Regions from separate parts of the Homo sapiens genome. Here region 2 is linked to region 1. A link is an interaction called in ENCODE POLR2A ChIA-PET data of the cell type or tissue named here. Cell type or tissue: OCI-LY7. All regions are shown on one strand.

What was found. ChIA-PET counts read pairs that join two places held together with the same protein. Peaks named below come from ENCODE experiments on the same cell type or tissue, not always from the same donor. Only the 100,000 strongest peaks of a DNase experiment are listed, where the experiment ranks them.
Region 2: POLR2A ChIA-PET joins it to region 1 with 8 read pairs; 3 of 35 experiments call an interaction of 5 or more read pairs at or near these places.

The regions. Positions count from the first base shown.
Region 1 is chr17:7,002,705-7,006,704 of GRCh38, reverse strand. It overlaps ALOX12 (arachidonate 12-lipoxygenase, 12S type), which reads right to left. Exons shown (of 14, transcript NM_000697.3): 9 at 1,362-1,448; 10 at 678-847; 11 at 98-219. The region is part of intron 2 of ALOX12-AS1 (ALOX12 antisense RNA 1); the gene reads left to right. Among named protein-coding and RNA genes, the nearest start is that of ALOX12-AS1, 7.6 kb to the left of the region's middle. In OCI-LY7, CTCF peaks have their summits at 1,534 and 1,733 (motif pointing right); a DNase peak (open chromatin) is centred at 1,754.
Region 2 is chr17:6,453,284-6,457,283 of GRCh38, reverse strand. PITPNM3 (PITPNM family member 3) reads left to right here. Exons shown (of 20, transcript NM_031220.4): 20 at 1,641-4,000. The coding sequence ends at 1,946. Among named protein-coding and RNA genes, the nearest start is that of PIMREG, 11 kb to the right of the region's middle. RefSeq lists silencers at 1,916-2,045, 2,066-2,195 and an enhancer at 2,765-3,483. In OCI-LY7, no CTCF peak of the experiment used is centred here; a DNase peak (open chromatin) is centred at 1,723.

The DNA.
Region 1 (4,000 bases):
ATGAGAGGCTGGGGTCCTGTCCCCAGAAGGGCAGGGCTGGGAAGGCGCCCTGGCAGAGTCTCCCAGGAGCTTCTTCTGTCTCTAGAATGGATCTTACCTCGGTCCTGGGCCTGGCACAGCCCCACCTCCGTGATCTCCCGACACCAGGCCTGCAGCTCAGGGTCCCCCTTCACTATGTCATCCCTTTGGTAGAAGAGGTGGACGATCCCCTCCACATACCTGCCCAGGGGGAAAAGGCACTTGAGGGCAGAAAGCCCCCGCCTCTGACCTCTATTCCTCTTTCTGTGGCATCTGCCCAATGCTTCCACAGTATCTGGGAAGACACCTCGCCTTTGGGACATCCTCAGCCCTCTAAACACACTAGCATCTCATGGAAGATGTGGGTCCTTAGTTCTAGGAATTCGCATGGTTGCTGTCATACATCGTCAGAAAATCCTGATTTTTCCAGACACCTCCCCCAGTCTCCCCCCACAGCTCCCCTCACCTCCTCTCTCTGCCTCATCCCAGTCTCCTCATTTTCAGAGCCACCCACTGTGTCCTCACTTTTCCTCATCTCTCCCCAGGATTGAGTTCTCTGCTTCTCCTTTCTGGACCTTCTTGCTTTTGCCCCATGCTGGCCTCAGGCCAGAGCCCCCCCCCCCCCCGGCCCCACCATTTCTCAGCTCCTCCTTACTCACCTGGCAATGATCTCCCAGAGCCGTAAAGCATCATGGGCATAGAGAGCACCTGGGAGTCCCAGCAGGCCCCGGTCAGCCAGGTCGTCAGGAGGACAGAGGGAGCAGTAGGTCAGCTGAGCTGCCGCCCGACGGAGCAACTGTACATGGCCCCCTCCACCTGTGCTCACTGCCTGGGACAGGAGATCACAGGTCTTAGAGGGGGAAACAGGGCTGGAGAACCAACACATCTTCCATAAAGTGGGGCAAATGTGGGATTTTCAGATATTAAGACATGGGTATACAGCACTTTGGGAGGCTGAGGTGGGTGGATCATGAGGTCAGGAGTTCGAGACCAGTCTGGCCAACACAGTGAAACCCCATCTCTACTAAAAATATAAAAATTAGCTGGGCATGGTGGCGGGCGCCTGTAATCCCAGCTACTCGGGAGGCTGAGGCAGGAGAATCGCTTGAACCCAGGAGGCGGAGATGGCAGTGAGCCGAGATGGCGCCACTGCACTCCAACCTGGGCGACAGAGCTAGACTCTGTCTCAAAAAAAAAAAAAAAAAAAAAAAAGACATGGGTATAAAAGGGACAGGTTCATAGGTTAAGAGTGAGGACATTCACACATAGTTGATCTTGGATCCTGAAAGTGGCAGATCATGGAGAGATGGATGAGGCAGTCCCATGCCCCGTACCCTCCTCACCTTATCAAAAATTCCTCCATCTGAGATGAGTTGGGTCCGGGCCCGGGTGTTGATTTCCATGGTGTAGCGGATATGGGGGATCAGGAACTGGAGAGGAGGAGATTGGAGGGCGTGACTGGTGGAGGCCATGCTTGGGTCCTTCCTGGTAGGGCCTGGCACCCAGCATGGCGCCTTCTCCTCTTGATGCTTTCCTTTACAGGCTGATCTCCTGCTGTTCTGATCACTCACTCTTGTGCTCTCCAACTTCCCTGTGAGTTGGGCCCTGGAGCCAGACTGACCAGGATTTTAACCTACACTTTACTCCTCATTTGAGACTTGGCCAAGTTAATAACCTTTTAATCTGCAATCTCTTCATTTGTCAACAGGGGGCAGCAATAGACTCTCTTATCTCAGGGGCTGTGGTGATGCTCACCTAAGTGATGTTGGAGAGTGTCTATTACACATAAGAGTCCTGGAATAGTAGCTGTCTGCTTCATTGTTTCTACCTTGAGTATAGGTGCCTTATGAATCAGCCCTTTCTGATTTTCTTTGCTACCTCCTCTGTCATTCACATCCTCTTAAACTAGCCTCTCTGCTTATGATCAAAGCTGCATCTCCATCTTTTAGTTGTTTCACAGTTGGGGGTTTCTTTAGGGGATGGATGGGGAGAATACTTTCTGTCAGAACTAGAAGAGCTATATTCAGCTACCTGTTTAAGCAAATCTTTCTCCACCCCTACTTAAGCACTGTTGGGCCCCTCTTCTCCTGCTTTTCCTTAGCTATTGAAAAAAGGCCATGGTCTTTTTTTAATATTAAAATATTTTCCTTAGCTATTAAAATTTAATATTAAATTTAAATTAATTTAATATTAAATATTTAATTTTAAATTAAAATTTTAATTTAATATTAAAATAAAAATATTAAAATTTAATTTAATATTGAAGCAATTAAAATTAAAATTAAATTAATTAATATTAAATTAAATTAAATTAAATTAATATTAAAATTAAAAATATTAAAATTTAATTTAATATTAAATTAATATTAAAATTAAAAATATTAAAATTTAATTTAATATTAAATTAATTAAATTAAGTTAAATTAATATTAAATTAAATTAAGTTAAATTAATATTAAATTAAATTAATTTAATATTAAAATTAAAAATTTAAATGTTTATTTAAAATTAAATTTAAATTTTAAATTTAAATTTATTTAAATTTTAATTATTTATTTAAAATTAAAATTAAAATTTTAATTTAATATTAAATTAAAATTTTAATTTTAATAAATTAAAATTTATTAAATTAAAAATATTAAAATATTTTCCTTAGCTATTAAAAAAGGCATGGTCCTTACATGCGTTTCTTTTTATCTTAGACTGTTTGTCTTCCTTTCCACATAGTTAACATGCAGGTTTCAAGCAGTTTTGGTGCTTGTCTGAATTGTTGATGCTGGACACTGGCAATGACCCCAATGACACCTTTGGTGTTAAGATACCAAAGCAGCTCACATTAACCTGAAGCTTTTCAGAAGATTCATGAAAGATGCCAAATGTCACGGAAAGGCCAAAGTCCACATGAGGAGAAAGGATGCCTAAGGATAAACAGTCCTTAATAATAATAATTGCAAGAACTAGCTGGGTGTGGCGGCATGTGCCTGCAATCCAGGTTACTTGGGAGACTGAGGCAGGAGGATCGCTTGAGCCCAGGAATTTGAGACTAGCTTGGGCCACATAGTGAAACCCTGTCTCTACAAAAAATAAAAAAAATTAGCCAGGCATGGTGGTGCACACCTGTAGTCCCAGCTACTCTGAAGGCTGAGGTTAGAGGATCGCTTCAGCCCAGGAGTTTGAAGCTGCAGTGAGTTATGATTACGCCACTGGACTCCAGCCTGGGTGACAGAGTGAGAACTTGTCTCTGAAAAAAAAAAATTTGCAAGAACTAATGTTTTTTGTAGCATTTAGCTTGTGTCACACCATTAAGTCATTTTAACCTTTAATAACCTCACGATGGAACATGTGAGGACATCTGGAAATTATTGAGGCCGGGGTTCAGGACTAAGACCCCAGCAATCCAAAGTCAGAGCCTGCATAGGCCACTGTTAAGACATGTGCAGGCTTGACCCTTGTGTGCATCTGCCAGCAACTCAGCTGTCCGCTGGGGCATGGCATTACTGTGGTGAGTGGAGACACGGAGAGGACTGAACTAGGAAACGGAATTGTAAGTGTGAATAGAGGCTTCACTTGTTCGTGTGGAGCAGAGGATGGGGAAGCAGGAGACAGCATGAGATGAATGAAATCCAAGATTCCATTCATCAGACTGGTCTCCATCTTGTCTATGTTACCGAAGGGGAAAATTCCAGAGGCGGCACAGCTATACTGGCCAGGCTTGGGGGGTCTTGGTGGAGGCCCCCAGCTGAAACACAATTTGGTTGTTTTTACCCAGGACATACTTGCATATCTTGCCAATACATCAAACTCCATGTACCTAAAACCAAACACCTCATTTTTGCTGACTCTGGTTTCTTCTAACTTTACTGTTTCTGACAATTACTCTGGTTTGTAAGCTTGTATCATTTTTGTGCTCCCTCTGCCAAGTTCCCTGTATATAAAGTATCATCAAGATTTTAAGAACATTTTCTTAAGCAAGCACAGGTCT
Region 2 (4,000 bases), 550 kb after region 1:
TGGAGAGGGACCGCTAACCCAGACTCCAGGGCAAGGTTGGGTTTCCGGAATTTGAAGGAATGGTCCAGGAAGGGCCTGAGATTGAGAAGAATATTTGTGACAGAGGCAGCAGCAAAAGCCAAGGTCAGGAGGTGACACAGAACATGTATATTCTGGGAACTGCCAGTGACTCAGCTTGGCTGCATGGGACGTGAGCTGGGAGGTGGGGGGGCGGGGCTAGAACGGTCAGTGCGGCCAAGATGGCCTGTGTGGGGACTCTGAGAGGGTGTGGGATGAGCAGGTGTGTGATTCAGGAAGCTCCCTCAGGCTGCAGGTGGCAGGTGGTTCAGAGGAAGGAAAGAAAAGCCGAGAGGACATTGAAGAGAAAGTGGAGGGTCTGAGAGGCATTTTTTGGTAGGGGATGGATTGGGTTTGGTAATGCCCAGATCAGATGTGCAGGATGAGAGAAAGGGAAGGTGGAGGACAGCTACTTGGTCTGTGGCTTGGGTGACCACGTAGGAGGTGCCACTATTGGAATCGCGCAGCAGGTGGAAGGGAAGGAGTTGACCTCCCTCTGGGGCATGTCAAGTGTGCAATGCCTGAGAGTGACCCGCGGGTAGAGGGTCAGGAGATGGTGGCGTCTCCCAGTTGGGAACTCAGAGGCCCTGCTTCTCAAACTCTGAAGTGCACAAGCATCACCTGGAGATCTTGTTGACATGCATATTCTGATTCCATAGGCCTAGGGGCGGGGAGAGGGCCGGAAGTTCTGCCTGACAAGGTGCCAGGTGGTGTTGATGCTGCCAGAGTCCATGGACCACATATTGAGTAGCAAGGCTCTGGACACAGCCAGAAGGACTGGCAAGGAGGGCAGTCGCAGGGCTCAGAAAAATGACAAGAGGCATGGTGAGGCTGCGTGACGGGAGGGACTTTGCAGGATTCTAGTGAGCCAAGTGACAAGGATGGGCGCTTCCCCACCCTCAAGAATCCAGAGGCCAAGCACCCTGGCTCATGCCTGTAATCCTGGTGCTTTGATACGCAGGATTGCTTGAGCCCAGGGTTCAAGGCCAGCCCTGGCAACATAGCAAGACGCTGTTTCTACAAAAAATTTAAAAAATGAGCTGGGCATGGTGGCATGTACCCGTGGTCCCAGTTACTCGGGAGGCTGAGGCTGGAGTATTGCTTGAGCTGGCGAAGTTGAGACTGCGGTGAGCTGAGACTGGGCTACTGCACTCCAGCCTGGGCGACACAGCGAGACCCTTTCTCAAATAAATAAATTAATTAATTAAAATAAAATAGGAAAGAAAATCCAGAGAACTCTGGTGTGACCCATGGGTACAGGTAGAGATGCATGGTTGTCCAAAGCAGGATGGGGACCCTGGAACAGTAAAGAGCTCCCGACTTCCCCAGGGTTCCTTGGAGAAGCTGGAGGTGCCTCCGTAGAGTGTTCCCGGGAAATGATGGGGACAGGATCAGGATAAGGGGCCTGCCCCACCCCTCCGCCTGATGCCTGTCCCTTCCCCTCCCCTCCTCTCCCTTCCCTTCTTCCGCTTCCCTTCTTCTCCCTCCCCTCCCCTCCCCTCCCCTCTTCCCCCTCCCCTCCCTTCTTCCCCCTGCGCTGCTGCCCTGCCCTGCCCTCCCCTGCCCTCCCCTGCCCTCCGCAGTTCCTGAGCGAGGGCTACGCCGCACACCTGGCCGCGCTGGAGGCCAGCCACCGCTCACGCCCAAAGAAGAACAACTCGCGCATGATCCTGCGCAAGGGCAGCTTCGGGCTGCACGCGCAGCCAGAGTTCCTGCGGAAGCGCAACCACCTGCGCAGAACCATGTCAGTGCAGCAGCCCGACCCGCCCGCCGCCAACCCCAAGCCCGAGCGGGCCCAGAGCCAGCCCGAGTCGGACAAAGACCACGAGCGGCCGCTGCCGGCGCTCAGCTGGGCGCGTGGGCCCCCCAAGTTCGAGTCGGTGCCCTGAGGGGTGGGCTGTGCTCAGAGCAGGGAGCGGGGGGCCCAATCAGGCTGCCTGCGGGGACGGGAGGGGGCTGCCCTCTCCCCGACACAGGCGTTTTCCTGCTTTTTCCCTCCCGTGTCTGTCCAGCAGTGTCCGACCAGAGCGGGGAGGGATCCTGCCCGAGCCCGGGGGGCTCCCTGAGCTGCGACGGGGTGAGGTCCGGGGATCTCGGTGCAGCCACTGCTGCCTCCCACGGGCCTGCGACCGCAAGCCCAAGTCAGGGTTCATGTTTGTGTCATCCTGGGGGCAGGCTTGCCCGGGGCTGAAGCGTTTGGGCAAAGTCGACCACCCTCCTGCGTCCCCAGGCTTCACAGCGAGCTAGGCAGGCCCTCAAGGGGGCAGCCCCAGCCTCGGCACCAAGCGCCGCTGGCAGGCACAGCCTCTGGGCTGTCTTGTGGAGGTGTGAGTGGCATTTGTGCCCGCCCTTCCTGTGGTTTGGGTCACCATTTTGGGGTTGGCGCTCTTATGGCAAGATGGCCACTTTCTGGGAGTGAGAGCACATCCCCGGGCTCATGTTACGCCGTCTCTGTCCACAGCCCTCGGGGGTGGGGTCTGGTGCTGACGGTCTGTCCTGCAGCTGTCCATTGTCCCCAACCCCCGTTGTCCTCAGTGTCCTCACCATTTCCCTGTGGCCCTGGAGGCCAGGGCTTCCTCTTCCCGGAGCCCTGCCTCATGCCCTCCCTTGGGAGGCTGCAGCCTTGGGCTCTGGCTCAGCTGGGCTGGCTGTGAGCCCCTGAGCTGGTTGCTTGCCCTCTCTGGGCTCCGTCTTCCTTCTGTTATTGGAGGGGTCCCCCTAGCTGAGATTGGTGTGAGTCTTTGACTCCCAAGATGTCCTGCAGTTTGGCCCATTGAGGCTCTTCAGGCCTAAGGGTCCCTCCGAGTGTCCTGTGACCCACACCTTTCACACAGCCTGGGAGAGGGGGTCTGGGTGGGCTGGAAAGGAGGGGCTCTTAAAGGAGCCTCTCTGGGTGGGCTGGGAAGGGATCCCTACTCCACGGAGAGGTGCAGCTGGTTTGCCTTGCACTGCGTGTCCCAGGGACAACCCACTCAAACTGGGTGTCCTAGGGACAACCCACCTCCCTCTCCTGCCAAAAGGTTACTGATTGGGCTCCCCATAACCCCAGCTCTGCCAGGACCCTTTTATCCTTTTTGGCTCCCAGAGGCATAGAGCTGAGATTCCAGGGTTCTAGGGGTTCCTGGAAGTTTGGCTCCAACTGTTGTATTCTCTTCCCTTTCCCCTGCTGCTCAGTTTGTGCCCATAACCTCCTCCTGGGTAGTCCCCTGAGGTTGGCAGGACTTGGCCCTTCTGGGGCCCCTAAAGCCTGCTCAGGCCCTCCTGCTGCTGAACCTTGGCCTGGGCACTGCTTTCCTGCATCCTGGAAAACCCCGACTCCCTGGCCCAGGCCCACACCTGCTGTGTGGGGCTGCCCACGTGGCCACTGAGCCCCCATAGGCTGCCATCAAGGCCGGTCCCAGCAATTTCAGCCAGGCTGCCCCAGGGCCCAGACGTCTGTATACACAGCAGGCACCTGTGTCAGCTCAGTGTCGCTTCTGCTCAATGTCTACCTCTCGCGGCTCCCATGCAGCCAGTGACGCTGCTGGTGGGGGCGGCTGGCACCGCCGTTGTGAATTGCCTGGCAAATTGGGTGCCCTCCTGGGGCTGGAGGGGTCTGGGCTCCTAACCCCCATCCCTGCTCTCCCCACTAGAAATGTGTCTTCAGTCTGCCAGCTCTTCTGCTCTACTTCCAGTGCTGCATCCTGCACTCAAGCCCAGGGCTGCTGGCGAGTCTATGGGGAGGAGTGCGGATCAGGCTCAGCCTCAGCCTCAGCCTCAGCCTCCTCTATGGTCCTGTCTCCTGGCGGTTCACAGGTGCCCATCCCCCCTTTAACATTTCACAGTTCTTGGCTTTCCAAAGGCACCAGCTCATATGGCATAGCCACCCCAACCCTAATCCTTCCCCCAAATATCCTGATTTAAACTTGGGCAGACTTAGTCTGATTCTTGAAAACTCTACCAT